Linked DNA regions of Homo sapiens: all the other regions are linked to region 1. The links are chromatin loops, found by intact Hi-C in ENCODE. Cell type or tissue: chondrocyte. All regions are shown on one strand. Links, peaks and the distances in the headings refer to the core of each region. The heading gives the core; the rest is flanking DNA.

Region 1 (10,479 bases), core at 3,174-5,673:
TTAGTTATTACGTCTCAATTCACTTTTCTCCTTCATTGACACTTCCAAATGCCTTGTCACCTCTCATCTGCAAGTTGGCTGTTTTCTCATTTTCTTTATCATTGTGAGTTTATACCTGAAAAAAATTAAAAGAAAAAACAAAAAACAAAAACCTTTCCTATCATGTTGGCAGAGTTTCCAGAGGGAGCAGAGGTAAATGCACATACTTGATCTACTTTGTTTATCAGGAAGCCCTAGCCCATATTTTTATTGAATTAGATTTCACTAAAGACAAGTTTCTGCAATTGGCTATTAGCAATCAACTTTTTTTGGTGACAAGACTGAATATTTAGGATTAAAAGTTTAAGGATGTTCATTTTATTTCCCAGCTAAAAAAGAATGTAGTAGCCCAGCATAGTGAATTTATAATCTTTGGATTTATTTCCTTGGATTTACTTATAACAATATGTTTGAAATGTGTTAAGTAGAAAAATTGGCAGAAGTGTATGTGTGTGTTTGCAACTGTGACAGCAAGGGAAACCGATGGAAGAAAAGAATGAATCCAAGAGAAAGCAGAATGTTAGATTTTGATTGGGACGGTGGTGGTGTTTCAGATCCATAGCCATATAAACATTTTAAATATCATCAATAATTTTTTAATAAGTACCTAAATTTGATGGTTGTTTTTTTAAACTGTCTAACGTTACAGACCATTCATCATCTATTTGTGTCTTAAGAATACTGCCCCAGTTTCGCTGTGGGTCCCTTTGAGTGAATGCATTTCTAGCTTTTGAGGCCACGCTATCTGTAGTTCTCATTATCTTGGTTGCTTTCAGAAGCCTCATATAAGCCAAAGGGTGAACAATAACCAGAGAACAGAGATTCTTAAATTAAGCAACTGAAAAGAGTCTGCTTTGGTTCATTAGCCCAAATAGGATCTTTTACTTTTTGAGTAGCAATCAAAAGATATTGGATCTATCATTTCTCTTGTTCTCTTAAAAAATCACTTAAATTTCCTTTAAACAATCTGGTGATGTGATGTCAGATTTTTGCCCATCATATTATAACATCATTGTTAAGTAGTATGAATGGAAATGAAACATACACCTCAAAATATCTAACGGTCCTGATATAAGGCTAAAGAAAACAAATAGTCTTTTCTTATCTTTCCCCTTGGATGAATTTAAAATAGATAATTCTTAACAGTTTCATCCTACTTCCGTAGGGTGAATTTTCCCCCAGTATGGCTTTGGAGTAAATTTTCACCTTTTTGCTAGATTTATGACTGCTATTACCAATACTATTAATTATTTCAGTATGATATAGCACTTCTAGGAGGCTGACCCTACTTAATTGGAAAAAAAGAAAATATGTTGGAGCTTTAACATTTCTTGATCATAGAAGGTACTGAAACATAACTCATGATTCTAGGCAAACTTTGCCATTGAGTTTTTGTGTGACCATATAAAATAATTTAAGTTTTCTGTGTCTACATTTGTAAAGTATATGACACTCAACTGTATAATGAGCTCACAGTCTAGTGAGCTTGATAGAAGATAAGCTAATCTGGGGTAGAAATCATGCTTTATTCATATTTGTTTTCTCTTGCTTAAATTCATAATAGTTACTCAGTAAGTGTTGACTAAAAGTGTTTGAGAGAGAAACAAAATACAAGGTGAGTGAAAATTCTGAGATCCTTGTGAGAATAATTCATATAAATTTAATATATTCAGCTTGATTCTAAAGGCAATGTTGAGAGGAGGCCCGTGGGGCTGCATGTTCTTCAGTGTAATGTGAAGTACTGAGCTGATTATAGTGGTTATTCAATTAAAAGATATGTATTTTAAAATTATTATTATACTTTAAGTTCTGGGATACATGTGCAGAACGTGCAGGTTTATTACATAGGTATACACGTGCCACGGTGGTTTGCTGCACCCATCATCCCGTCATCTACATTAGGTATTTCTCCTAATGCTATCTCTCCCCTAGCCCCCCACCCCACAACAGGCCCTGGTGTGTGATGTTCCCCTCCCTCTGTCCATGTGTTCTCATTGTTCAACTCCCACTTATGAGTATATTTTTAATGGGCAAGCTCTGCTCAAATACAGGCTACAGTCAGTATGTGACTGAGCTGTGATCTCTCTCGTCAAAGGGACTACAGCGCACCCTTTGAATTACCTTCACACTCACTGACGGTTTTAAGAGTTTGGCCACTTTCCCCACGTCTGAAAGCGACTCTACCTTAGATGTGAGAAAGATGCGGCTGACTTTGGCTGGCAGATGGAGAAGAATGGAAAAGCAGCAGACAGTGTTCATGCATGGCTGACACTAGAAAGAATTCTTCTGGATTTCACAGTCATTGAAATGAAAAGATGTGATCCAGAACAGGATCTTCCTTTTAACTGGTGTCTGCAGTGTTCTCTCCTCTGCTTCTTCACTCATTTCAAGAAGTCTCTAAGGGGCAGCCTGATGTGGAAAAGATGTTAAGGGAAGAAGAGGGCATCCTAATTCTAGGTTTGATAAGGACATTTTTGATACTGGTAAAACCCTGAAATTATGGAAATTATGATTTGTTCTGTATGCCAACGAGAATCGTGGTTTTCCTTTTGCTCTTTTCCTTGCGAAGGAGCCAACTCCTTCTGGATCTTTGTTTTTATTTTTTCCTCCTTAAGTCACTGCTGAGGTATTTTTAAACCAAGCCAACACGTATATTTTATTCACCGAAGGAAGAACAAAGCATCTGCTAATAGAAGCAGTGAAAAAAGCACAGCAGTCAGAGGCCTCGTGTCTAAAGCTCAGTTCATTACTCCTAACCTGCCATTGGCCAATATTTCAACCTTTCTGAGTTGCTCTTTCTCATCTGCAAAATGGGGTTAATGGAGGATTTCATCTGCAAGTGGGGATAAGAGACATGAAAAGAACTGACGCGAAATAAACACGAGTTGAATCCTAACAATAATATTTTGACTATGTAGTTACAACAAACTTTTCTTTCTTCTTTTTTTTTTTTTCTGTGAGAAGTGCCTTTGGTGGATTTTGAATTCTTTTTCATACTGCCTGTTCTTTGGTGGGACTCCAGCAACATTGCTGTAACTCGAGGATATATGGCTGCAATGTGTGTTTGGCTTCCTTTCTCAAGGGGGTCAAATAAAAAGGCAACTGTTTAGAGAAGGCACCAAAGTACAAAACAAAAATCTCAGAATATGCCAGCCAATCTTGGAAAGTCATCTGAAGAAGAAAAAGTGCTGCTGAGGAAGGAAAACGGCCCTTTTGTGGGCATCACTTCTGCTCTTCTGAAAAAAAGCCCCGATGCTGCAATATTTTTCAAGGCAGAATATCGTCCCAGATGGAGGAGGGAGCACTGACAAGCAGAAAAGGAGAGACGTGCGGTTTCGAGGCAGCGTCTGTAAGGGGTGGAGAGCGCGGGGCTCGGAGCCTCGCAGTTCTTTGTTGGGGGCGCGGGCTTCGTTATTCCCGAGGCAGCAATGGCTCCCCCTCGGAGGTCCCTCCGCGGAGACCGCCTCGCGCCTCTCGCAGTCCCCAATCCCCGCCCCTCCCAGCCCTCGCTGACCCCACAACGTGGTCGGACTGCGGTGCCTTTAAGGCTTTTGCCTGCTGCACATGCTCAGCTCTTTGTGTGTTGTTGGAGTTTTTCTCTCTTAAGAGAAAAAGAAGAAATAGGCAGGAGGATGGGGCGGAGGAAGGGGGAAGCGCTAGGGAAAAAGCGTTGCACTTTTGCAGCTGCAGACGGCGGACGGGAAGGACTTCTTTTCTGCTGAAGCTGCGAAGCCTGTGTCGATCTCTCATTCGTGGGGCTCCCGGGGCGCGGGGTGCGGGTGGGGCCGGGGTGCCCGCACCGGCCGGGGGGAAGGGCACGCGGGCCACACCTGGGGGGCCTGTCTCCAGTCAGCGCGCGGGCCAGGCGGGGTGGGCGCGCGCGCGTGGGGGAGTCCCCGGTCCCTGTCAGGGGCGGGGCGAGACCAAGGCGCCGGGCCTGTGGGGAGGAGTGTAGGCGCGCGCGAGGGCGGGGGGCGGCCCCACGCATCGTGGGCTCCCGGCGCTGCCGCTGCGGCCGGCTCGAGGCACCGGAGACAGAATGGCTGCCGGGGCGCCCTTGACCGCCGGGCGGGCGAGGCGGGGCTGACCGCCGCCTCCTTGATCGCCCCCTTCCACGTTGGGCGCGCCCACTTCGGGGCGCCCGCTCGGCCCCCGCCCTCCTGGGCGCGCGGCGCTCGGAGCCGAGGCAGTTGGCGCGGGCCGCGGGCGAGGCGGGGCCGCGCGCGGGGTCCCCTCCTCCTGCCGGTCAGGTCCCCTCAGGAGCGCCGGGCGCAGTCTGCGCCTCCCGCTCCCCGCCTCCGGCCGGGTCCGGGACGCCGCGGCTGTGGGGTCGGCCCGCTAAGGACAAGGTCGGGAGACTGGGTGGCGATGCCCGAGTGCGACTGGAGGCAGCCGAGCGGAGGCGACGGCGGTTGGGATCTGTCCCTCCTGACCGGGGAGCGGGACTCGGACGGGCGCCGGTGAGGAGGAGGAGAAGCGGCGGCGGAGAGGTTTTCTGCGGCCGGAATTCCCTTCAACAGCATCCCTGTCGGCGCCCGCGAGCGCAGTCTCGCCGGGCAGGGGCGCCGGGGAAGATGGAGACTGGGGGCCGGGCCCGCACTGGTACCCCGCAGCCAGCGGCCCCGGGGGTGTGGAGGGCTCGGCCGGCGGGCGGCGGCGGCGGGGGCGCCTCCTCCTGGCTGCTGGACGGGAACAGCTGGCTGCTGTGCTATGGCTTCCTCTACCTGGCGCTCTACGCGCAGGTGTCCCAGTCCAAGCCGTGCGAGAGGACCGGCTCCTGCTTCTCGGGCCGCTGTGTCAACTCCACCTGCCTCTGCGACCCGGGCTGGGTGGGGGACCAGTGCCAGCACTGCCAGGGCAGGTTCAAGTAAGTGCCTTCGCCGGACCCCGAACCTCCAGCCCTGCCTCGCTCCCGTCGCGGCCTTCCCCGCCCCCCTCGCGGCCTCCCCCGCCCCCGTCGCTGCCTCTGATCCCCCGGCCGTGAGTGAACCTCAGCGCGCGGCGGGAGCGGGCGAGAGTGGGGCCCGCGCCGCGCCCCCTCCAGCCCCGGGGCGCCCCGGGAGAGCTCGGGCCCGCGCGGAGCCCTGACCAACGGGGAGCTAGGCATTTCTCGAGCGTTCCAGATGTCCGCAGCGACTTCTGATCCGCTGCTCAGCACGAACATTTTCACAATCAGTTATGATGCCCAGCACCATTTTCTTGGGATAATATTTAAAAATCAGAAATTGTCCAAGTTACTTATGAAATACATGCGCATTGTGAAAAATTCACAAAAGTGTAAAGGTTCAGTTATGATCTATGAGTGCCTCTCTCTTTCCCCATTCTCTTCTCTCTAGAGGTGACCCCTTCTAACATTTATTTAGTCATCATAGTGATGTTAATAAGTAGAGTTTATGATGGACTTGCTAAGTGCCAAACACTCTTCTAAGCGCTTTATGTCAATTTTCTCATTTATTCCCTACAACAACTCTGTGAGTTGCTAGAATTATTATGCTGGATTTACGGAGAGAAATCGAGGCGATACATTGAAGTAACTTGGCCAGGATTACACAGTAGTAAGGGCCGAGTTATGATTCCAAATCAGCTGGCACATTCTGGAGCCAGTACACACTCCAGAATGTGTACTTTTAACGAATTTGCTGTGTTGTATTTGCTAGGACAATCTTGAATTGAGAAATACAAAGGTGACTTTAGGTTAGATAGAAGGACGTTTTTATGTGGTGAGGATAATGGATTTTTTTCTGATCGGTTAATTCACTGTCAGCTTTTGTGCGGGAACATCGCTTTGGCTTGTTTGAAGCTCAAGGAGCCTAAGAAGTTTGCTTGCTAAGGTGAAGGTACTTTCTTCGTACTGGTTGGTGTTTATTACATTCTTGCCTGATATAAAAAGCAATGGGTCACAGTGTAGGGGAGTAGCAAAAGTCACTTAATATTGGGGCAGGCTTCTAACAACATGCAGGTAACAGTCATTAAGAAAGTCAGCTTCTTAGTCTTCTAGATACTTAATATGAAGTTTGCTGGCTGGTTTGTGGCTCTTGAATATTGTAGATTACTGATATTGTTAGGCTGATAGCCAAAATCTAGGTGAAATTTCTCTTGGGCTCTAAGGCAAAGGTAAGACTGGTTCACCTTATTAATGTATTCTAGGACAATTTCCTGGAATTTTAAACACAGCATACTTTCCTTTTTTTTTTTTTTTAAAAAAAAACTTACTATTACTGATTAAAATAAATGTCCCTTAAAACTCAATGTAAAAATGTATATTTTTAAAATGGCACTTTAAAATTTTAGGTAGAGTCTATGATTTAAATTAACTAGTAGGTTTTGGAAGTGAAATCTTAAAGTGAAGTTTTATGAAACTTATGCAATAGGTTGAAATTTTTCTAGGGTTTATACTTTAAAGGTAGTATAGTAATGTAGTTTTAAAAATACTTTTTAAAAAAATTAGGAGAGATGCTGATTAAAAGTTTAAAAAGTGTTTCAAGATGAGGAAAGAGATCTTAATGAATTCTGCTTGTTAGTTGTTTTTTTTTGCTTGTGTTCTTAAACGTTTGCTATGACAGTAGAATTCAGCGTCTTTACCTAGCAAGAGAGAATTTTGAACATGTAAACTGGTAGTCAGCAGTGAAAAAGCCTCATCCATTTTTTACATTTTTTTTACATAAATAGGGAGAGTGCCTGATTTATATGTAGGGATATTGGCTTTTGTGTGGGTGGGTTTGCTCCGTTTGTCTAAAGAGGACAAAATTTGCTGCAGTCCTGAGAAGCTTCATTTTAAAGTAGCGGAACTTGTTAATCAGCTGGATCAGCAGCCTGTGACCTCACTAGCAGATGTTGTCCCAGTTAAAAAGATCACAGATCAAGTTAAAACTAGCTTAAATAACATTGAGAGGTGGTGTTCATAAACAAAATACATTAGTGAGTAGAAGAAGAATAGATATTTGATGTAGATATTGTTAAATAACAATAAATCCTGAGCTAATCACTGAGTATTCATCTTTTCCTTGGAAGCTATTATTTCCTAGGACTCATTGTACTCTATTGGGTAAATGCTTTTGCATTTCTCTGTGGAATACAAGCTATTAATTAGAGTAAATATAACTGGTGTAACGATCTGTGTTTTTATTATGTATACTCTTGGGGATAAAGAACACATTGGTATTTAATGTTAAAGAGAAGGATTATGTATAGTAGAAAAGAATTCTTCTTGGTAAAGTACATGCAAATAAACCTATGAAAGGTTTATTTGAAGATAGTAGCTTGTTTTACCTGGCATTTGAAGTAATAACACAGTGGGAAAGGCTTTAACTAGAAAATCTCACTTCACTAACTATCTTGAAAATCTTTTTCTAAACTGAAGGATAGCAACCTTACAAACAGACATTAAAAATGATTGATCAATCTTGGTAAGCAGGTGTCAAAATTAATTGGTTGGCTCCATGGTAACTTAGCTTTTTTTCTACTATAGGGATTTCGCCAGGGAATAAAAATGTTCTTCAAATGTTTCTTGAGGATAGAAGATTGATAGTTGGGGGAAGAAATGCAGAAGCAAATATAGTATCAAAAGTGGTACTTCAGTTCTCTTAGCATTGATTCCAGTCTTCTGTTTCCATTTGAAAAGAATAAAGCACTCAGAATAACAAGCCATTCCTTCCTTACACAGGTAAAACAAAAGGAACATTGATTTTTCACCCAAAGCTAGACTAAAGGACTTGGGATTGAGAATAGGAAAATATATTTGAAATATAATAATCAAAGATACAGACTCTAATTCAAGTTGTATTTATTTGAATAGTTCAGTGTAATGTTAAGCAAGAAAATATTCTGCTATAATCTATTTGAATGACGTTCTCTTTTAGAAGGGAGCCCTTGAGAATTAATTTTGTAGAGTAGAGATTTATATAAATTTATATAAATATAAAGAGTATTGCTCTTTATATTAGTCAAATATAAAGGGGTATATTTTTACCCCTCTTAGGTTAGTCAAATTTGGATACTTCATTTCACGCATTTAAAATGGAAGTATGCTGGGTGCCGTGGCTCAGGCCTGTAATCCCAGCACTTTGGGAGGCCGAGGTGGAAGGATCCCTTGAGCCCAGAAGTTTGAGACCAGTCTGGGCAAGATAGTGAGACCTCATCTCTACAAAAAATATTTTAAAAGTAGCTGGGCATGGTGGCACACACCTGTGGTCACAGCTACAAGAGAGAGTGAGGCGGAAGAATTCCTTGAGCTCAGGAGGTTGAGGCTGCAGTGAGCTGTAATCACGCCACTGCGCTCCAGCTTGGGTATCAGAGCGAGACTCTTCTTAAAAATTTATATATACATATATGAAGCATTCTATTTGTAGTGACAGCAAAATGAAGATGTAATGATATAATGTCAGGAATTAGGTTGTTATTATAGACAAAAACGGGCAGAATAAAGTGTGTAAACTCTTCCCCTAAGCTGTTAAAAATATATGCATATTGCCTGGCTTGGTGTCTCACGCCTGTAATCCCAACTCTTTGGGAGACCGAGGCGGGCGGATCATGAGGTCAGGAGATCGAGACCATCCTAGCTAACACAGTGAAACCCCGTCTCTACTAAAAATACAAAAATTAGCTGGGTGTGATGGCACGCACCTGTAGTCCCAGTTACTCAGGAGGCTGAGGCAGGAGAATCGCTTGAACCCAGGAGGCGGAGGTTGCAGTGAGCATAGGTCGCGCAACTGCACTCCAGCCTGGGCAACAGAGCGAGACTCCGTCTCAAAACAAAACAAAAATAAACAACAACAACAAAAAACAAATATATATATATGCATATGTAAATACATATATATTTGGAATCCTTTTTACTTGTAAGGAAACTGACAGTAATTATAAACTTAAACTGAATGTTCCCTGTCCCTAAGACTTCTTTATTTCAAAGTTTTATTTTAATGGATAATTTATATCCATGGATTATTTTTACATTATTAAAGTGTATAATCACACAGTAGGAATTTAAAATAATTTAAATTGAGTGTTTCTTAGATTCTAAATTGATAAGGTAAGTTACTTGTAGAAGCATAGTAGCATGGTTTTCAAGAACACGTGTCTGCATGATTTGGCCCCTTTAGCTGATTAGACTCAGGCCTCCTTTCCTCTGCCCTGACTGGCCTTTTGAAGTTCCTTGAAAGTGTCACATTCCTTTTGGCCTTAGTGCATTTTATACACGTAACTGTGAACTCTTTCCTCTCTGGTCTTTGCTTGGGTGATTACTGATCATCCTTCTAATCTTAGCTTAAATACTAGTTTCTTTTTTTTTTTTTTTTTTTTTTTTTTGAGACCGAGTCTGGCTCTGTCACCCAGGCTGGAGTGCAGTGGCGCAATCTCGGCTCACTGCAAGCTCCGCTTCCTGGGTTCACGCCATTCTCCTGCTTCAGCCTCCCGAGTAGCTGGGACTACAGGCGCCCGCCACTACGCCCGGCTAATTTTTTGTTTAGTAGAGACGGGGTATCACCGTGTTAGCCAGGATGGTCTCGATCTCCTGACCTCGTGATCCACCCGCCTCGGCCTCCTAAAGTGCTGGGATTACAGGCGTGAGCCACTGCGCCTGGCCACTTAAATACTAGTTTCTAAAGGAGGCTTGTCTGACTCTTCACACTAGGTTACCCCTTATATACTGCCCTAATAGCACTATTTTTCCTTCTTAGTATTGTCAAAAATGAGGTGTTTAATTATAATTTTGATAGTTATTTAAACAAAATTTTTAAGAGATTGAGGTATAATTGTCAAACAGCACAATTTAAAATGTACAATTTATTTAAATTATACAATTTGATAAGTTTTGTCATATGTATTTGCATCTGAAACTGTCACCACAATCAAAATCATAAAAATACCAATCACGCTAGAAAGTTTCCATGTGTTTCCTTTGTAAACCCTCCCTTTTCTAGTTGCCAATTCCTGTCCCAGGGCAACTATTGATCTGCTTTCTCTCACTATAGATTTGTTGGTATTTTCTAGAACTTTTTGTAAATAGAATCATACATTATATACTTCTTTTTTGTCTGGCTTCTTTCACACAGCGTGTTTATTTTGAGATTCATTCATGGTGTGTTAGTAGTTTATTCTACTGCCGAATAGTGTTCCAGTGTCTGGATACACCATAATTTGTTTATCCATTCAACTGCTGATGGACATTTGGATTGTTTCAAATTTTTGGCTGTTCCTTATAAAGCTGCTACGAAGTTTCATGTGGAAGCCTTTTTATCTTTGTATGGTCATATGCTTTCCTTTCTCTTGGGGAAATAACCTGAGAATGGCTGGATCATATGGGTAGATATATGTGTAACTGTTAAAGAAACCGACAAACTGTTTTCCAAAGTAGTTGTATCATTTATGTTCCCACCAGCAGTGAGTCAGTGTTCTATCTAGTTAATTTCACATCCATACCAATACTTGGTATGGTTAGTCTTT
Region 2 (10,479 bases), core at 3,434-5,933, 98 kb before region 1:
TAAGGAGGGAAGTAGCAGTATGGTACAAGATAATACATACATATCAGTGAATGATATTGCCAAAAAGTGCTATTGATAGAGCAATAATTCATTTCTGCAAACAGCTGCTGATCTCCTACTGAAAACAGAGGAGGGAGAACAGGACGCCTCGTGGTCAGGATAGAAGAGAAAGACCTTGAGTTGAGCCTTGAACAGTATTTAATATTCAAAAGGTTAAGAGAGGAGAGCAATTGAGGAGGGGAGAATAGTTCCAGCACAAATGATGGTGTACAAGATGAACACAGTCAGTAAAGAGCAGACTGGTCTGGATGGAGAGGAGGATTTGCATCATTTGGGATTACGTCATTTAGACCCTTGAAAGCCAGGATTGAGTAAAGCCACAGTGAAGCGACTGGCTCGTATGGAAGCTTTATTTTAAGAAGATTAATCTGGTAGTGACATGTGCCAAAAACTGAATAGGTAGAAATGAGATGCAGAGAGCCCAGTTAGAACTAAGTCTGGTGCAGTAATGCAGGATTGAGGCAATAAACACCAAACTACAGTATCACCAGATAATGGATGTTTGAACGGACGGTTTAAAGGAAAATTGATGGTATTTGGTAATTTATTAGATAATCCAGGGCCATGGAATGAGAGGGGAAAATGACTAACCATAGTCATCAAATGGTTTTTCTTAATGAATCTGAATTTTGGTGTAAGAGCAACATTTTCTTAGGCCTTGCCTAGTTGGTACAGCTGACTATGATAATGACTGCTACCATGCTTGTTCCTCTTTTAGCAGCTGTGAGTCCCCCACCAGCCAAACAATGAGCCTCTTGAAAAGGACGATGCCTTTTCACTTCTCTCCAAGTGCTTGGCAAATAGGAGGCCTTTTGAAGTTACTTTATAGTTAGGGGTTCCCAGTGAGTATTTGAAATATTAAGTCATGCCCGTGGTTGACAGCATGGCCCTACTGCTCATCATCAGCTATTAACCTTAGGCAAGTTAATGAACTTTTCTAAGCCCCAGTCTACTCATTTATAAAGTGGGATTATTAATAATGTCTACTTCATAAAATTATGAAGCCTGAGTTAGGTCATTCAGATAGTGTTTAGTCTGATTCTTCGAACCTAGTAAACAGTCAGTAAACAGAAGCAAATGCCACATGCCTGATTTATATCCAAGGGGAGAAAGGTAAAAGTGAAATTTTCATGATTTATGGATTCAAATTATACATTTCAAAGATGCTTTATAAGCTATTGTTTTGGTAAGAAGAATTGAGCTGAAACAGAATTTTCTGACAGCAGTGATTATTAAATGGTGAAATAGGCTATTGATGTCTTTAGAGGATATAGATGTTCACCTTTTGCATATAAGTGCACAAAAATTCACTAAGTAGATATGTCTGTCTACACAGAGAGAGAGAGCGTGAGAGCATTAAAGTTAGTAAACATCCCCCTCGCTTTTTTTTTTTTGAGACAGGGTCTTACTCTGTTGCCTAGGCTGGAGTGCAGTGGTGCAATCGTGGCTCACTGCAGTCTCAACATCCTGGGCTCAAGCGATCCTCTCGCTCAGCCTCCTGAGTAGCTGAGGTGTGCACCACCACACCCGGCTAATTTTTAAATTTTTTTATTGTAAAGGTGAGGTTTCACCATGTTGCCCAGGTCTCAAACTCCTGAGCTCAAGCAATCTGCTCACTTCAGCCTCCAAAAATGCTGGGATTACAGGCGTGAGCCACCACGCCTGGCCAGTAAACCCCATTCATTTACATCATCTTACTTGTCCCTCCAAAATCCTGCAAAGTAGGTAGGTTCTGTCTTTATTTGTTATTTAGGTGAAGAACTTGAAGTGGTGTTGAGGAATAGGTGTTTTGCCAAGAGTCACGCAGCTGGAGTGGCAGAGCTGTATACTCTTCTGATTCCACCAACGCTGTTTACATCACATCTGGAGAAAAGTGCTCTGAGGCACAGATGTTTAGTGGGAGGGATGAGACACAGGCTGCAATGCCTAAAGATAATCGGGAATAAAAGCAGAAAACAAGACGTTTGTTTCTGTTAAAATGAGACAGAAAATAAGGCGTTTGTTGTTTGGGATTGAGCACTTGGAGAAGTGGGGAGCGATTTGATTTGGGTGAGACTGCTCCTGGAATGCTGCATCTGGTTCTGGACTACTCATTACTAGGCTTATAGAAACTAGCTGGAGGAGGTTCAAAGAAAAGCTCCAAAATGATTAGCGGGCTGACGGGATTGATTTATAAGAAATATTAAAAGAATTAAATGTGTATAGCTCAGCTAAGCAAAGATGAAAGAGACCAGCTAAATGTATACAAATATCTGAAACGTGCAAACTTTAAAAAGAGAGATTAATTATTTAACATGATACACGGGGGCACAATATGCAGTCACAGGATGAAAATTTCAGCTGAGTATCTAGAAGAATTCCCCGATAGTGAATCTGTTAAGGCTGTCTGTAGTGTGGCCTTTCCCTGGAGAGGCAATAGAAATTTCAAGTCTTACGATTTTAAAAGTTTCTTGGGAACTAGGTATTAGATGATGTTAGAGAATTATTATTAATTTGGTCAGGTATGATAATGGTATTGTAGTTCTATAAGAAAAATTGTATTTTTTAGAGTTACATACCCTGAAATATAAGCATAGAATATGATGTAGGAGATTTGCTTTAAAATACCACAGTAAGGAAAGAAAGGAAGGAGGAAGAAAAGAAAGGAAGGGGAAGAAAGGGAAAAAGAGGCAAAGAAGGAAGAGAAGGTAAGAGAAAGAAAAAGAATGAAGGAAGAAGGCTGGGCACTGTGGCTCATGCCTATAATCCCAGCATTTAGGAGGCCAAGTTGGGAGGATCACTTAATTAAGCCCAGGAGTTCAAGGCTGCAGTGAGCTGTGATTGCGCCACTGCACTCCAGCCTGGGTGGCAGAGTGAAGCCCTGTCTCTAAAAAAAAAAAATAAGTTAAAAAGAAAGAAAAGGATAGATGAAGTATGGCAAGATGTTGGTAATGTTGAACCTGAAGGAAGTTAATATGTGAGTTCACTTTCCTCTTCAGTCTTCTTTATGTATGTTTGCCAACTTTCATAATAAACAATTTAAATTATATTTTCCTGATCAAAACTTAGTAGCAGTATTAATCCCTGGGCTTCCTGACTAGAACAGCCTCATTACCACATGGGCAGAGTTCTGGCCGACCAGGGACCACGTAGTGGTTCACCATCTTGCTCTGGTAATGTGGTCTGGGCTGAAGGGCCCTTTCTAAGGTTGTAGATAGAAATCCAGGAAACTTGTTAGAACTGCAGACCTATCAGGGTACCTGCAGGAGGTGAGTCTACTAAGGTGAAAAAGCAGAGGGCAGAGGTCGTGATTAGCAGCTGACCGCCCCCTGCTTTTCTGTCCCTCATTCGTGGAAAATTGAGTGGAGCTCAATTTTGAGTGGAGCTCTAAGTAGCTCCACTTGTAGACATTGAGTGGAGCTCTAAGTGTCTTCAGAATAGCAAAACACTAGTTTTCTTTTTCTTTTCTTTTTTTTTTTTTTTGGAGACAGAGTCTTGGTCTGTCGCCCAGGCTGGAGTGCAATGGCACGATCTCCGCTCACTGAACTCTGCCTCCCGGGTTCAAGCGACTCTCCTGCCTCAGCCTCCCGAGTAGCTGGGATTACAGGTGCCCACCACCACGCCCAGCTAATTTTCCTATTTTTAGTAGAGATGAGGTTTCACCGTGTTGGCCAGGCTGGTCTCAAACTCCTGGCCTCAAGTGATCCGCCTGCCTTGGCCTCCCAAAGTCCTGGGATTACAGGTGTGAGCCACCACACCCAGCTGCAAAACCCTATTTTTCTTGAATGGAGAAACACTTTCCCCTTATTTATTGAGTTTGGGAAGCAAGAAGAGGGGTAATTCATTAAGTGAAAATTTCCAAAATCCAGAAAACATCGATAAAGCAGCAGCTTAATTTTTTTAAGGAAGAATTTTTTAAACTATCTTCTTTTGAGCCTCTTTAGGAAGACCTCACGTCCTTGCCTTGAATGTTGAGAGTGGGAAATCCAGGGAGGTTTTGGAATGCATGCCTTATGTCTGCTTTTTTGTTTGTTAGAGAAATATAAATATTTTATCTAGGTTTTGCTGATGGCAGTCAAGCATGAACACAACCCACTGTTTGAGAAGCTGTAATTTCTGAATTTCTGCAGAGTGCACATCTAGGCCAGCAAATGGCAGTAAGAGTGAGGTGGATTTAGCTCAGTGTAAGGATGAACTCCAGAACCATCGGCTCTGACTGAAAGTGAAGCGGCAGCCGCGTTGTGGGAAAGCTGGCTGGAGTCTCTCTCATAAGCAGGCATTCTTTTTCTCCAGCCCGTCACTGTGTTGGTTTGGGCCCACGGTAAGCCTCCTGGCCTCTAGGCTGTAACCCCCACCATCCTCCTCTGCCTCGCCTCCAGAGTGATTGTTCTGAAGCACAACTGGATGTCATTCCCCTTCCTGAACTCCTAGCACCTACAGGGACTCCATCCCTTGTGCCCCACATACCTCACACGTAGACATTCCTAATGAAGATTTGATTGAATTATTGTAAACTCAGTGCCTCCCACTCTTCTAGTTGCCTCTCTGCCTGCCTTTGTACATTTATTTATTTATTTATTTATTTATTTATTTATGAGACAGAGTCTTACTGTATCACCCAGGCTGGAGTTTAGTGGCACCATCTCAGCTCACTGCAACCTCTACCTCCCAGACTCAAGCAATCCTCCCACCTCAGCCTCCCGAGGAGCTGGGACCATAGGCACGTGCCACTATGCCCGGTTAATTTATTGTAATTTTTGTAGAGATGGGGTTTCATCGTGTTGCCCAGGCTAGTCTTGAACTCCTGGACTCAGGCGATTCGCCCGTCTCAGTCTCCCAAAGTGCTGGGATTATAGGCGTGAGCCACCATGCCCAGCCGCTAGCACTCATCTTAATCGTATATTTACTTATCTGGCTTTCCCACCAGACTGCGGGCTCTTCAAGAGTAAATGCCATGTTTTCACCTTTATTTCCCCAGTTTGTGGCACATTCTAGGCACTCGCCATCATGAAATAAACCTCTGGAGCTGTGATATTACAAACGTGAAAAGATGACGAGCACTCAGCAACTTTCAGTGAGTAAACAAAGGCTTTCATTCAGCATGTATTTATTGACTGCCCTGACTCTGGGCTGCCTTCCTGTCTGTGGTTCAAGGAGAGCATAGTCTACAGAACCAGAGACCTGGCTACTCTGGAAGTTAGACTTAAGCCCACCCCGGTCCTTGAATGGGGAAATATTTCCCTTCATTCCTGTGTTTTAGGGACAGAAAGATGAGTAATGCAGTGATACATGCTGGAAATGTTTATTCCACTACCCGAAGCTGCCTCTCAACTTAACAATCCATGAAAGAAACAAGATGGTATATAACTTTTTCTAATTTGTGATGCCTTTGTTTATTTGTTTCCGGTTAAAAGAGGAGGTGGCATTGAATTGTTTGTTTGGTTTGGTTTCTTCTTCAATAAGAAGCATCTTAATATAACTAGACTGGACATCTGTCCCATTTTCAAAAATTACAAGTTTCGATCATTGCTAAATTGTACAGATCCCAATCTGTCTGCTCTGCATACATTTGCATTTATAAAAGCAGAAGCAGACTAGCAGTCTTTCTAATGCAATCCCCCAAATGCATGAAGTATTAGATTGCTTCTCCCTATTGGTTCATGCATTGCTAAAGGCTTAAAAGGATCATTGATTTTAATTATTTAATGTGTACAGCAGGCTGAGCTTCCTTTCTTTTTTAAGGGAAGAACCTTCAGGGGCATTGCTTTAGTTTTTTAATGTTAAATCTCATTTTTCTTTGAAAATAAGAAGTTAAAGCTGTATTCACACAAGCTCTCAAAGTGCCAGATTTTCATTGTGTTTTTAAACCATCTAGGAAATGTTTGATTCTAATGAAACATTACTGCTGAAAATTGGGCTGAAATTGCTGGGCTGAAAATATTGTTATAACTTCACATGATTCCAGTGTTGTATTATTATTTTTTCTTTTTCTTTTTTTGACCCGATATAGATGAAGCGAAGAGACAAGGAGCAATCCAATGTGTAATAAAAAAAGGCAGCCTGAATTGTTGTTGCTGTTTTTGAAATTTAAGCTGGTTTTCAATTAAATTCAGTAAATGGTCCAGGACTATAAATGTTGAACATTTTTTACCGTGTAATTTAAATTTTAGTCTTATTGTTTTTTTTTTGGTTTTTTTTTTTTTTGATGGTTTACATTTTCCCCATGGAAAGCAGCTATGTCATGTCGGCATGATTCATCATGGTAACATCTCGGGTTATTTTGGTTTGTGTTATGTTCAGAAAGCGGAATGCCAAAAATAAAGAGTGGTTTGTGATGTCTAGTGTGTCTTCCTTTAACAAATCAAAGGCTTTTATTTAATCCACTTAATGGGACACTGCAGAAATTTAAAAAATGGAAGTCCCATCCACAGAAGGCAGGTACTATGATGTAAAAAGTTTAGGTGGGGGATTAATAGAGTGATCATATAATTTATGAGCTAAACCGGAGGCACTTTTTTTTTTGAGATCGAGTCTCACTGTTGCCTAGGCTGGAGTGCAGTGACGTGATCACAGCTCACTGCAACCTCCGCCTCCCGGGTTCAAGCGATTCTCATGCCTCAGCCTCCTGAGTAGCTGGGACTATAGGCGCCCACCACCATGCCCAGCTAATTTTTGTGTTTTTTGTAGAGATGGGGTTTCACCATGTTGGCCAGGCTTGTCTCAAACTCCTGACCTCAGGTGATCCGCCCACCTCGACCTCCTAAACTGCTGGGATTACAGGCGTAAGCCACCATGCCTGGCCCAGAGACACTTTTGAGAGTGAAGAGGAAGCTGAGAATAATTCACTGATCTACAACTGGGACCATCCAGGGCAAGCCAGATGCCATTACCACTAGCTAGAAAGCTTGCCAAGGTCTCATTTACCTTGGTATATAGCAAATTCTTCTTTGAATTCTGGAAATTCTGGTAAGTCATTGAGGTAGCTCTGTGCCAAGGAGCAATATGGTAGAATTCTAATATTTCAGGCAGTACAACACTTTCCTGCATTTGTAGCAGGTAAAGGGAGGTCAGGGCAGAAGACAAAACCACTGGGACTCGACAAAGGGCATAAACGTCTAATGCACCTGATGTAGCTGATGGTAAATTGTTATCAGCTAAAGATCTTTCATAATAAATAAACTTATCATTTGTAGGAGGGCACAGAAATCGTGGAAAGCTGGGATTCAGGTTGCCTGTGGCTTTAATTCTGGAATCAGAAATATTAGTCAAGGATATCAGTCTATGAAGTAAGTTTTCAATGTTATATGCCACAAGATGCAGCTGTCCTATTTTCACTTCCAGTAATTCCTTCTGAATTAATACACCTTAAAAATAGCTGCAGCTTCTCAAATCTGTGAGAATCGTATGTGCTGCTTGCTACACTTTCCTTTTTCCTGAAGGCCTCTTTGAGGTCTTTCAAGAACTCAATTCAATTCAGCAACAATTAGGGGGTCTAAGGTATACAGACGCTGTGCAAGATGCTCCTGAGACACAAAGAGGAGGTCAAGCCCCTGCCTTCAGGCACCTCTCTATAATATAGGAGGAGAAAGAGAAGAAACACTAATACACATAGGTAGGTGCCATTAAAAGGGTGCATACATTAAAGCCAGGTGGTAGGTGTAAGAAGATTTGTAACATGAGAATTTTCTGCATGTTTGAAATATCTTATAATTTTTAAAAATTAAAATGGGAGATACATATATATGTATTTATGTATGTATATATGTATGTACATATACACACATATATACATAAATATATACATAAATATGTATATATGTGTATATAGACATAAATATGTATATATGTGTATATAGACATAAATATGTATATATGTGTATATAGACATAAATATGTATATATGTGTATATAGACATAAATATGTATATATGTGTATATAGACATAAATATGTATATATGTGTATATAGACATAAATATGTATATATGTGTATATAGACATAAATATGTATATATGTGTATATAGACATAAATATGTATATATGTGTATATAGACATAAATATGTATATATGTGTATATAGACATAAATATGTATATATGTGTATATAGACATAAATATGTATATATGTGTATATAGACATAAATATGTATATATGTGTATATAGACATAAATATGTATATATGTGTATATAGACATAAATATGTATATATGTGTATATAGACATAAATATGTATATATGTGTATATAGACATAAATATGTATATATGTGTATATAGACATAAATATGTATATATGTGTGTATATAATAATGTGTGTACATATACACACATATATACATACATAAACATTCTGCATTATACCATTCACTTTGTAACCCATCTTCCCTAAAAACTGTCTCATAAAGAGTCTTCTTTTCCCTGTACCTATGCAATGGTAAGTAGCAAAACACACATTCTTTTGGGTCCCCATAACATTCCCTGTAGTTTGCCCTTAACAGTCTTTGATGTGAAATTTACTGTTTCTGTCTTAACCTTGCCTGTCTCGCGTACATGGAGTTTTGGCTCCTGGCTCCTAGTCTGCATCTTCACCCCATCCCTTGCCCAAAGAATCTGGTTATGTGACCACTGCTCATCTTTTCTGCTGCCACAACTCCAGTCCAAGCCACAAACCTCTCTCTCCTGGACTCCTGCGGGGAGTTCCTTTCTCTCCCTGCATGAGTCTATTCTCCGCACAACTGGCAGAGGTAAGTGAGACTGCGGAAGAGGCAAGTTTGCAAGTCCAGAGGAAATGAAGACTCTGCTTGTGCACATGCTGGGTTTGACGGGTGCTGGATATCCGATGGATGGCCCTTAAGGTGAGCTCAAGGCTTAAGGGAGAGATAGGGGCTGATGATCTGAGATTCATCAGTGTGTGGCTGATGTTTAAACCCAGGGGACAGGATAAGAAGGTTATTCCAGGGAGAGCGTAGATAAAGAAGCTAAATGGCTTCTGGGTCCTTAGTCATTCAAAATCGGACCTCTGAGGCAGGAGGAAAGCCCAGAAAGAGTAGATTCCTGGGACTCACGGGATAAAGACTTTCAAAAAGTGGGGGCTGGCCAGTGCTGCTGAAGGAAGTAGCAGGACCGGAACAGAAGGGTAATCGTTGGACCTGGAGAACTTGAATTTGAATTTTAAGGTTGGTAACCTTAAAAAAGAGCAATTTTAGATACCTTTTGAAATTATTTGCAAGATTTGTTTGGTATATGTGTTATTCCAGGCAAAGGGACCAGAAAAGTAAAAAATACTTACTGAACAGTTACTGCATGCCTGGCACTGTAACACCCTGTTTAATTCTCACGGCAACCCTATAGAGTAGGTGTCATCATCCCCATCTTACAGATGAGGATATGAGGTGCAGCTAGATTAAGCAGTTTGCCTCAGGTTACACCAACTGGTTAACGTAGAGCTAGGATTTGAACCCGGATGGGCTGATCCCAGAGCTCATGCTTTAAATCGCTAGACTGGTGCTCACAGAAGACTGGGACCGAAAAAAATTAATAAAAAAAATAAGGAGCCCCCTGGGCTAGCAAATTAGGAGTTGTTCAGACAGATGTGAAAAGGAAAGCAAGGCAGAGGGAAAGTCACTGTACAGAAGAGAGAGACCCATGACAGCAGAGACAGTGAGCTGGTAAAGTGGCTGGCGATCTAGCCCCTGAAAATACCTCCAGAGAGGCAGGCTCACGCCTGTAATCCCAGCACTTTGGGAGGCCGAGGTGGGCAGATCACCTGAGGTCAGGAGTTTGAGACCAGCCTGGCCAATGGCGAAATCCCGTCTCTACTAAAAATACAAAAATTAGCCGAGCATGGTGACAGGCACCTGTAATCCCAGCTGTTCAGTTGGCTGAGTCAGGAGAATAGCCTGGATCCGGGAAGTGGAGGTTGTAGTAAGCCAAGATTGCGCCACTGCATGCCAGCCTGGGCGACAGAGCAAGACTTTTCTTAAAACAAACAAACAAAAAAGAAAAAAGAAAAGGAAAGAAGAAAGAGACAAAGAAAGAAAGAGAGAAGGAAAGAAAGGAAGGAAGGAAGAGAAGGAAGGAAGGAAAGAAAGAAAAGGAAAGAAAGAAAAAGAAAGAAGAAAGAAAGGAAAGAAAAGAAAGAAAAAGAAAGAAAGAAAATACCTCCAGAGAGCCAGGTCTCTTAGGCCTTCTGAGAAACTCACATCCCTTTTGATGAACACAAATGCTTCACACTCTCAATGTTATTGGTAATCCAAGTTATCAATATACCTAAATCACTTAGTACTGAATCTGGCATATAGTAATCACCTAATGAAGAGATAAGAGTCATGGAGTATTCTGAAGCAATTAGAATCAATAGACTCAATATACACATGGCAACAAAGTTGGATCTTAAAAACCGACCTGAGTGAAAAAGGAAAGGGAAAGATACATAACACGG
Region 3 (10,479 bases), core at 2,912-5,411, 220 kb before region 1:
ATATCTTATCAAGAGTACACACTGTCAGCATGATGTTGGGCTTGATCCCCTGGCTGAAATAGTATTTGTCAAGTTTCTCCACTGTAAAGTTATTCTTTCCCTCCCATTTCCATACTGTATTCTCGGGAAGCAAAGTCACCGTAGATAGCTCACACTTCAGAAGTGTAGAGTTAATACTGTATCTTCTTGAGGGTAGAGTATCTGCAAAAAACTGTTTGGAATTATTCTGCAAGGAAGATTTGTGTCCCAAACCCTTTATTTATCCAATCATTTATATCAATACAAACTCATGGATATTTATCTTATACTTTGGGTTATAATCTAATACTATTTCATTGGTTTTGTTGCTCAAATTGTTCCAGCTTTGGCCTTTGGGAACAGTTTCAGTTGGTTCCTGTGTCTCTTTAACATACCCCCATCAATATATGGGTGTTTTGTTTGTTTCTTTTTGTTTTTTAGTACTTCCTTACTTTTGGAGATTACAAAATACTCCCAGCTCATCTCATATGTTTCCTGCCCCAGTCCTAGGATCAGCCATTTCTCCAAGATACATCAGAGTCTTTTAAAACACTGAGTTATTTAGGAATATTCAGGAGGGGGAAAAAAAAAAACAACCCTAAGTTCTGTAGCACTGCATTGACTTGGCATGGTGCTTTGGGTCCAGATAGCCGAGGAAAGGGTATTGGACTAGACACGTGGTATTTATAAAGCCTTTCAACCTAAGCACTCTGAAGACAGGGTAGAGGACATGGATATGCTAACAAAACCATCCAGAATGAGTGACTGAGTGGGAAGCACAGCTGAACTTGTTTGGAGACAAGAGTGTCTATGTTAGCAGAAGGGAAACTTTCATAGTCATCAATATCATACACTTTAACACAGCCACACAAAAGATTTCTACTTTAGATCTTTAATTTTTTTTCCCAAAGGAATCACATCCTAACAGGTTAAAGAAGTTATTCAAAATACAGCTATACACCTGTGCCCCATTACTTATAGCACACTAGGAATGATTACTTTTTACAAATCCTGTAATTAGCTAGTAACTAGCACAATTATATTGCATTATCTCTTTTGTGCTAAAAATATTAACTTGCTAATGATGAGCATTTACAAATGAACTACAAATTGTATAACCTATTTTAGTATTTTTTCGTTTTTCTTTTTGGAGATGGAGTTTCGCTGTTGTTGCCCAAGCTGGAGTGCAGTGGCACAATCTTGGCTCAGTGCAACCTCCGCCTCCCGGGTTCAAGCGATTCTTCTGTCTCTGCCTCCTGAGCAGCTGGGATTACAGGCGCGTGCCACCATGCCCCGCTAATTTTTTGTGTTTTTAGTAGAAATGGGGTTTCACCATGTTAGCCAGGCTGGTCTCGAACTCCTGACCTCAGGAGATCCGCCCGCCTCTGCCTCCCAAAGTTCTGGGATTACAGGCATGAGCCATCGCGCCCGGCCGGAATTTTTTCATTTTAAAATTACTAGGAGACTCAAAAAGCAGAGGTGACTCAGGCCTCTCTAGGCCACAGAGGCCCTTGGATATAGATTTCTCCTTTCTTCTGACAGAAGCGGTTAGCTTAAATCTGTACAGATGAGAACACAATTATTGTAACACAGGAAAACCCACGTTGGTTTTGTACATTCGTGTTTGCTCTGTAAAGGGCAGCGCTCGTGCATCTTCAGCTGTATCTTGAAAGCTTTCCTGTTTCCGAAGCTTGCTTGCATTAAACATGAGGCGCCGCTAAGTGCTGTTGCCACCAGGGACTGCAGGCCGCTCTGCAGCCCTGGATGGGCTCAGTTCCGAGGGAAGGAAGGCGGCCGGCGGAGGCAGTGCTGTGCTGCAGAAGGACTGCTGTGCTGCGGAAGGACTGCTGTGGATTCTGACTGCAGACGGGTCTGATTTGGATGTTTTTTATTACTTAAGCGATTGATCGTTTCTCCTTGCCATCCTGTGAGGAGTGAGGGCATGCCTTGGATCTGTGAGGGAGGAGAAAACCCCTTTTCTAAGAAAGGGGAAGTGAAGAAAGAAGAAGCAAGGATGGTGGAGAAGTAAGAAAGGAACATGGGACCGGGCGCAGTGGCTCATGCCTGTAATCCCAGCACTTTGGCAGGCTGGGGAAGGGTGGATCACCTGAGGTCAGGAGTTCAAGATCAGCCTAGCCAACATGGTGAAACCCTGTCTCTAAAAAAAAATACAAAAGATAGCTGGGCATGATGGCGGGTGCCTGTATTCCCAGCTACTCAGGAGGCTGAGACAGGAGGATGGTGTGAACCCAGGAGCGGAGGTTTCAGTGAGCCAAGATTGCGCCATTGCACTCAAGCCTGGCAATTGAGCGAGACTCTGTCGAAAGAAAAAAAGAAAGAAAGAGAGAGAAAGAAAGAAAGAGAGAGAAAGAAAGAAAGAAAGAGAAAGAAAGAAAGAGAAAAGAGAGAGAGAAAGAAATAGAAAGAAAAAGAACAGAAAGAAAGGAAAGAAGGTAGGAAGGTAAGAGAGAAAGAAAGAAAGAAAAAGAAAGAAAGAAAGAGAAAGAAAGAAAAGAAAGAGAGAGAAAGAAATAAAGAAAGAGAAAGAAAGAAAGAAAGAAAGAGAAAGAAAAAGAACAGAAAGAAAGGAAAGAAGGTAGGAAGGTAAGAGAGAAAGAAAGAAAGAAAAAGAAAGAGAAAGAAAGAAAAAGAAAGAAAAGCTCTAGAAGGAAGAAAGGAGCCTGAGGGGAAAGACTGAGGAGGAAGCAGAAGAGACCCGGGGCCCCCACCCTCCCGCTCACCAGCGCTTTGCCTTGGTGGCTCTGACTCCCCCCTGTCTGGTGGCTGGTCATGCCTCCTCTCCCCTCTCTACCTTCTCTTCCTTCCTACGTTCCCACCTGACTCCAACCCTTTCCTCAGGGAGAACAGAAGGTCCCCAAGGAGCGCTGTGGACCAGGCATGCAGGTCCACGTCATCTCTGGTCCTGCTCCGACCTTTGGCACTGAGCCTCCTAATGCAGGATTTGGCTTGTTCCTGTGACAGCTCCCCCTCATCGCCCGCAACAGGGTACTGCAGTCCAGACTCCATCACTGCTCAGCTCTGGTGCTTTAGGCACCCCACATCACCTCCCCGAGCCTCAGTTTCCTTATCTGTAAAATGGGGATGGTACCAACTACCACAGAGGGTTGTTGTAAGGACTGAACGAGGGCACAGGCCTCCTTCCACACCTGCTACCAAGTAGGTACTGGATGCACGGCAGGCCCTGCCACTGCTTCTCAGAACCCTCTCGGGTTCCTAGGCCTCTTGAACCACAATTGATAGGAATGGGACCTGCCGGGAGCTTTCTGGACAAGCTTCCCAGGGGGCTCAGATGGACTCTCAAGCATTATTTCCAGAGATGAGTCTCTTCTCACCTGCCAGCTCCTGGGGCCAGGGCTCAGCACGGCCCCCTGGTCCTGTCTACTCTGGTGAGACTTCTTCTCTGCTGCCCCTCCCCACAGTGCACCCCACTCGCCTCAGACTTCCGCCCCCGCACAAGGGAAGGGGCTAAACGGAATGTTCCAAATGTTTTGCTATGAATTTACACTCTCCCTCCCTCCTAAACCCTGTAACTATTGACATGTTTATTTATTTTTTCTGTTAAGTTACCGGAATAATTCTAGTTGTGCTCAGCCTTCCCAGTATTGAGCAATTCTGCAGCTTTTATCTGCAACTGTTACTCCTGACAGTTAAGAACACGTCTGAAGTTTTGTTCTGTTTATGCCTCCAAGCGTGTTGCCGACACATCCGGGCAAGGACAAACGTACAACGAACTCAAGGGAGCTTTCACAGGCTGGAACGGGCTCAGAGCACCCCTGTTCTTAGAGGAACAATCAATGGGAAGCAAAGGTGTACCCAGGCCTCTCAACAGTTCCCGAGTGCTGTCACTGGAGGGCGATGTCTCCAAACAGTCTCTTTCCCCACTGGGAACGGCGCCGCCCGAGGGTTCAGGTCAAGCACGAGTTTCCAAATTCATTCAATTAGTAGGGCAACTGGAACCCATGCAGCTCCTTCAGAAATCCCGCAAAATATGGATACGCTATTAAGCTGGAGACAACAAAATTACTCAATATAGAATTTTGCATTCAATCAATTATACTGTCAGTATAATTATATAATTATAATTATATATAAGTCTCAATCCTGGCTGAAGGATCGAATCACCTACAAAGGATTAAAAACCATAGCGGTTCGGGCCCCACAAAAGGCCAGTTAAATCTGGAATCTGGAAGATGGAGCAGGGGAATTTGTATATTTTTAAAGCTCCCCAGTGATTCTATTGTTCAGACTACAAAATTCTAATTGAGACATTGGTGGCAGGCACCAAGGGAAAATTTATGGGAGAAAATTTTAATTTTAGACAATTCTATCATGTTTTCTCCTGCAAACTGGTAGAACTGCTTAGCCTAGTTCTGCAAAGGATCAATGGTTGAGAATTTCTGCATGAAGTCATCTTGCGTCTGGAAGCCCATTTTCAAATAATAACACCCTTGGAGAGCTAGCAAGTTGTTAACACCCGTGTGTGAATTATTTTTATCAGATATCAAGGATAGCTAGGATTCTGAGAAAACTGAGACCAGAGAAGCAAAAATTTTTTAAAGGGAAGAGAGAAGAAAATCTACATTGGCTCCTTCCCCCTACTCCCACCTTCCCCCCAATATATAGACTTCTCTTTAACAGTCAGTATTAAAAACTAAAAGAAAATTATCTAGAATCCCTCTATTTCTATTCACATTTTTATGTATTTTCTTTCCAGTACTTCATGCATATATATTTTCTAATCTGTGAGGTCTACATAATTTTGTCTTATCCTTTTTACCTTAACATTATAAGATGACCATTTTCTTAGGGCTTAGAAAAAATTTTAGAAGCATTATGAATGGCTGCCTAGAATCACATTTTGTGAACATACTTCAAATCACAACTACAGTGGAACACGGAGGATCAGTTTCACGCCCACTGGCTAAGAACTCACTGAACTCCCTGGCCAAGCTTAAGTTGGGTGTCCTCACCTAGTCCAACCAACTGAGGCTGAGGATAAGAGGAGTGGGGGCAAAGTCACTCATAGAAGCTGCTGGAGCCCATTTTCATATCTTTGTGGATGGACAATGGGAATCAGGATAGATAAGTCCAGAAAAGAGAAGCCTTGGCTGGGCGCAGTGGCTCACTCCTGTAATCCCAGCACTTTGGGAGGCCGAGGTGGGTGGATCACCTGAGGTCAGGAGTTCAAGACCAGCCTGGCCAACATGGCGAAACCCCGTCTCTACTAAAAATACAAAAATTAGCCGGCCATAATGGCAGGTGCCTGTAATCCCAGCTACTTGGGAGGCTGAGGCAGACAGAAGTGCTTGAACCTGGGAGGCAGAGGTTGCAGTGAGCTGAGATTGTGCCACTGCACTCCAGCCTGGGTGACAGAGACTTCGCCTCAAAAAAAAAAAAAAAAAAAGAAAGAAAGAAAGAAAGAAAAGAAGCCTGGGCAGGTGGCTCATAGGTGTCCTCTACAATCTGTTCTTTCCTAACTCTTTCTTGGCTTTTGCATAGGACACACTATGTTACGAGCTATGTGGGGATCAGGGACAATACTCAAAGGAGCTAAGAATCCAAATGAGGAAACATAACATATATGAAATGAGAAGTTAAATAATAGTAATATTTGCTACATTTTTACAGAACAGCTATTATTATGTGCCAGGCTTATTATTTAATTTACTCTTCAGAATCATTCTATAAGCAAGCTACCAATATTCCATATTTATAGATAAGAAAACTGAGGCTGAGAGAAGTAAAGTCACATTTGTTAAAGGTAACCAGAATTTGAACTCAAGCAGCCAAAGCCCTCACTATTTCCACAGCACTGGGCAATCTCCCAAGACTGCATTGTGATCTGATCTTAATGGAGGAACAGACTCTCAGAAAATTGGGCATCATCTTACAGTGTCTCAAAACAAACAAACAAACAAAAATCCTGCAAATCCTTTAATCCCTATTTTACCTCCCTCCCTTGGGACATGGCTTAGGTAAGCTCCAAAATTAAGTTAGAGAAGGAAACAGATCTCATCTAAAAAATGCAATTATACCACAGCCAGATGAATAAATCCATATGAATACTGAAATACACACATACTCTGAGCACTAATACTTTTCAAGAAAGGTAATGATGCAGGAAAAAAATGTCTATGAAATAGAGCATTTTATAGAGTTCCCAAATTTCTGTCTGTTGAATCTCCCGGAAGTGGCATTCCCCTTTCTTGCAATAACAGACGATTGCTCAAATGCCTCATAAGAAGCGGTGGGCATCGTCAACTGGGGGGCTTTGGTTTTGCAGAGGGACGGGTTTACTTTTGTTTGTTTGTTTTGTTTTTCAGACAGGGTCTCGCTCTGTCACCCAGGCTGGAGTGCAGTGACCCCTGCTGATTGCCTGGCGTAATACAAGGCTGGACCTACAGGAAGACTGACTAGCTTCCTTCGAGCCAATATTCTTTTTTACTTTTTAGACACAGGAGGCTCTCGCGGTGTGCCCAGGCTGACTTGAGCTCCGAGGCTCAAGGGATTTTCCCACTTCAGCCTCCCAAATAGCTGGGACTGCAGGTGCACACCATCATGCCCAGCTATAAGCCAATATCTTTACATATGTATTCCACACTTATTTAGAGGGGTGACATCCGGCATTCAGTGGGGAAGACAATAGTGGTGCTCTAAGCCTTTCCTCTGTTGCCTGTAACCAATTAGCTCTTGCTCCAAACTCACACACTTCACTATACGATCACACAGTGCATGATTCAATTTACATGAAATGCCCAGAACAGACAAATCTATACAGACAGGAAGTAAACTTGGGCTTGCCTAAGGCTGGGGGTTGGAGGCGGGAGGATTGGGGTGATGGCTAAGGAGAGCAGTGCTTCTTTTGGCGATAATGAAAATGTTCTGAAATTATAGAGATGGAAGCACAGCTCCGTGAATATATTAAAAGCCATTGAACCATACACTTTAAATGGGTGAATTGTATAGTATGTGAATTACATCTTAATAAAACTGTTAAAAACCCTTCAGGCTGGGTGCAGGGGCTCATGCCTGTAATCCCAGCACTTTGGGAGGCCAAGGCAGGCAGATCGCATGAGGCCAGGAGTTGGAGACCAGCCTGGCCAATATGGTGAAACCCTGTCTCTAGTAAGATACAAAAAAATAGCCAGGTGTGATGGTGCACGCCTGTAATCCCAGCTACTCTGGTGGCTGAGGCAGGAGAATCACTTGAACCTGGCAGATGGAGGTTGCAGTGAGCCGAGATCACGCCACTGCACTCCAGCCTGGGCAACAGAGTGAGACTCCATGTCAACACACACACACACACACACACACACACACAGATTCCTGGGCCCCTTCCTAGGAATTCAATGTGTTGCATGGGTGTAGATATCTGTATTTTAAGGAAGCACTCCGAGTGATTCTGATGCTGTAGGGCATGAGACAGGCATTTGGAAACCACCATACAAGGCTTCGCTTCAGAGATAAGACAAAAGCTTCCTTTGTTTCCACATTTCCCTATCAGTCCAACTTCCTTGTAGAAGCAGCAACAGGGACCTTCCCTCCTTACAAGGCCATCTCAATTATTATATGGAAATTCCATTTTACAGAGGCCAATGGTAACTTTCCAGTATAAACATAACAGAAAGCCTTGGAGACAGTGTCAAACTGCTGACCTGCTGGGCCTTTCTTATTCGCTGGATGAATCTGGGACTTCAAACAATCACTGTGCCTGAACTAACGAGGGGGCTGTAAACATGCCTGCAAGTTCTCCCAGCTCCCCTTTTGGGGCCTGAAAATTTATCTCTTCGCAGTGAGCGGAAATATTTTCCTTAGCTGGGTCCCCTGTTTTATGCCTTTGATTTACAGAAGCTTCTCAACAAATAAATACAAGTTGACTGTTAGGTCACAGCCTTTTGGAGAGCTTTCCAAAAGCCTTCAAGAGTAAGGGAGATAAACTGGAACAATATTTGGAAAATAATCCCAGTTGTTTTATCACTTTCCTGGGGGCTGAGACGCTGATTGGATCTTGGCCCCTCACCGGCACCCTATGAGGCAGACAGGGCTTCATTAGCTGCTTTCTGCATATAGAGAGCGGAGACTCAGAGAGGTTAAGAGGGTTGCCCAGGATTCCCCAGCTGGCCAGTAGGAAACTTGTCTGGGACCTTCATTCCAGATTTCAAGGACCTGGGCTTGCTGTGTTGCCTAACAGCCATAAATATTTTAGAGAAGCCTGCTGGGATGTAAGGAACTTCAGAGATTTTAGCCCCCACCATTTAGCCACAGAGCCTGGGTTTATGGAGCCACTAATTCATTCTGACAGTGCCTGATCACCCGCAGAGCCTCAGCAGGGAGATCTACACATTTCAAGGATAGCTAGCTCAGGAGTTCTCCCCAATGCCCATTCTAGGCCATCTCAGAGCTCTGCTAGACTCGCTCTCCCTACCCTCAATTTCTCCTGGAAAAAGCAAACATGACCAGGTTTATTTGTAAGCCCAGGTGGTTCATCCATTTCCAAGACAGTCAAGACCTGGCCATTAAATCATACTTGTGTTTGTGCGTGCACGTGCGCGTGTGTATGTGTGTCTGTGTGCGTGTCTGTATGTGTATGTGGGCTTTGTTTGTTTGTAATGACTTCGGTTTAAGAAGGCTGCTTTTGGATCTTCCTGTCTGGCCTGAGTGTGGGACACAAGCTAGCGCTTGCTGACCTGAATCAGCACTGTGCCGCTGTGAGCATAAGTCTGCTTACTCACGGACAGAAGAGAAGTTCATGGGCTTTTTCGGGAGCAGCCTCAGCTGGGTGGTAACTGTTGCTCACCTCCAGAAGCTGGGGGAGCTTCAGCAGCCACCTAAGGCAGGCACCTCTCAGCGAAGAATGAGGCAGTCTGTCCCCAGACGTTTCCACTGTGTCTCTAGCCACAGGAGTCTCTTGTGGCTGGAGAGCCCATGTGTGCTACGCTCTGTGCCTCTGTGATTTTCTCCTACCCTCATCACAGTCTACATGGTATATATCCCAATGCTCACCTATGGATGAGAAAACAGGCTCAGAGAGAGGAGAGAGGCACTAGAGAAATCCCTGCTAGTGCAGTGAGGACTACAAAGGACATTCCAAGAAGTGCTAGGCAGTGTTTGAAAGGCAGATTTTGTTTGGGGGGGTCAGAAAATGCCTTGTGAGGCTGGGCAAGGTGGCTCGCACCTGTCATCGCAATGTGGGATATGATGAGGTTTCTCTTTAAGCATTATTCCCAACACCAACACTTTGGGAGGCCAAGGCAGGCAAATCACTTGAGGTCAGGAGTTTGAGACCAGCCTGGCCACCATGGTGAAACCCCGTCTCTACTAAAAATACAAAAAAATTAGCCAGGCATGGTGGTATGCACCTGTAGTCCAAGCTACTTGGGAGGCTGAGGCAGGAGAATTGCTTGAACCCAGAAGGCAGAAGTTGCAGTGAGCCAAGATCGTGCCACTGCACTCCATTCTGGGTGACAGAGCAAGACTCTGTCTCAAAAAAAAAAAAAAAGAAAGAAAAGAAAACACCTCATGAGCAGCAGTTCCTTTTTCAGCTTGATCCAGAAGGATGACTAAGGGTTCATGAAGGTGCAAGGCAATGCCAGGCGGGAAAGAGCAGCCAGGAGATGGGCGGAGACTGGCGAAAGGCTTGTGACAGGGTAGGATGCTGGGCACTTAAAGAGCACCAGCATGATATGGGTAGAAGGAGAAATTACCAGGAAAGGAGGACAGAAGCCAGACTAGGGGAGGCCTTAGAGGTTAAAGATTTTGGATCATTTTGTGACATTACAGGGTTAGTTTTTCAGATGAAACATGGAATAGCAGGACCTTATATCACACTCTTCCTATGAGGAAATATTCCAAGTTTCACACGCCTGCTTTCCAAGGGACTTTTGGATCACAGCAGCTGATTCAGGGGATGAAGAGTGGCTTTGGACATCAGTTCTCCTCTTCTCATATCCACGTGTCTTCTCTTCCTATCCACATTGTAAATTCTTTGAGCTCAAAGACACCGTGCTTTGTAGAACATCCTCCCCTCACAACCCACTCCCCAACAGCCTTAATTATGTACTATTAAAGTAAACAATTTTTGATAAGGATGACATTAAAAAGATAAGGCATCTAATGGTTCTATACTGGATGAAAATAAATGCAATATTCTATCCAAGCTTAACATGATATACAAGAGATTTATTTTTTTGTTTGTTTGTTTGTTTTTCTGAGACAAAGTCTCACTCTGTCACCCAGGCTAGAGTGCAATGGCACGATCTCAGCTCACTGCAACCTCCGCCTCCCAGGTTCAAACGATTCTCTTGTCTCAGCCTCCCAAGTAGCTGGGACTACAGGCATGCACCACCCCTGGCTAATTTTTTGTGTTTTTAGTAGAGACAGGGTTTCTTCATGTTGGTCAGGCTGGTCTCGAACTCCCGACCTCAGGTGATCCACCCGCCT

The links. Hi-C counts contacts between places; a loop is a spot of excess contacts. Peaks named below come from ENCODE experiments on the same cell type or tissue, not always from the same donor. Only the 100,000 strongest peaks of a DNase experiment are listed, where the experiment ranks them.
Region 2: it touches region 1 in a loop (4-fold over the local background); 6 of 110 quality-filtered maps call a loop at or near these places.
Region 3: a loop joins it to region 1, with 3 times the contacts of the local background. A loop is called at or near these places in 9 of 110 quality-filtered maps.

Annotation. Positions count from the first base shown.
Region 1 is chr10:115,089,138-115,099,616 of GRCh38, forward strand. It overlaps ATRNL1 (attractin like 1), which reads left to right and starts at 4,228. Exons shown (of 29, transcript NM_207303.4): 1 at 4,228-4,906. The coding sequence starts at 4,614. RefSeq lists silencers at 3,759-4,268, 4,299-4,428, 4,519-4,798. In chondrocyte, for the core only: CTCF peaks have their summits at 4,715 (motif pointing left) and 4,919; DNase peaks (open chromatin) are centred at 4,003, 4,634 and 4,795.
Region 2 is chr10:114,990,426-115,000,904 of GRCh38, forward strand. It overlaps LINC02626 (long intergenic non-protein coding RNA 2626), which reads left to right and starts at 4,232. Exons shown (of 3, transcript NR_120677.1): 1 at 4,232-4,360; 2 at 5,018-5,113; 3 at 6,050-6,168. In chondrocyte, for the core only: no CTCF peak of the experiment used is centred there; no DNase peak of the experiment used is centred there.
Region 3 is chr10:114,873,352-114,883,830 of GRCh38, forward strand. It overlaps a transcript of FHIP2A not described here. Among named protein-coding and RNA genes, the nearest start is that of FHIP2A, 57 kb to the left of the region's middle. RefSeq lists an enhancer at 7,433-8,061. In chondrocyte, for the core only: CTCF peaks have their summits at 3,888 (motif pointing right) and 4,101; a DNase peak (open chromatin) is centred at 3,889.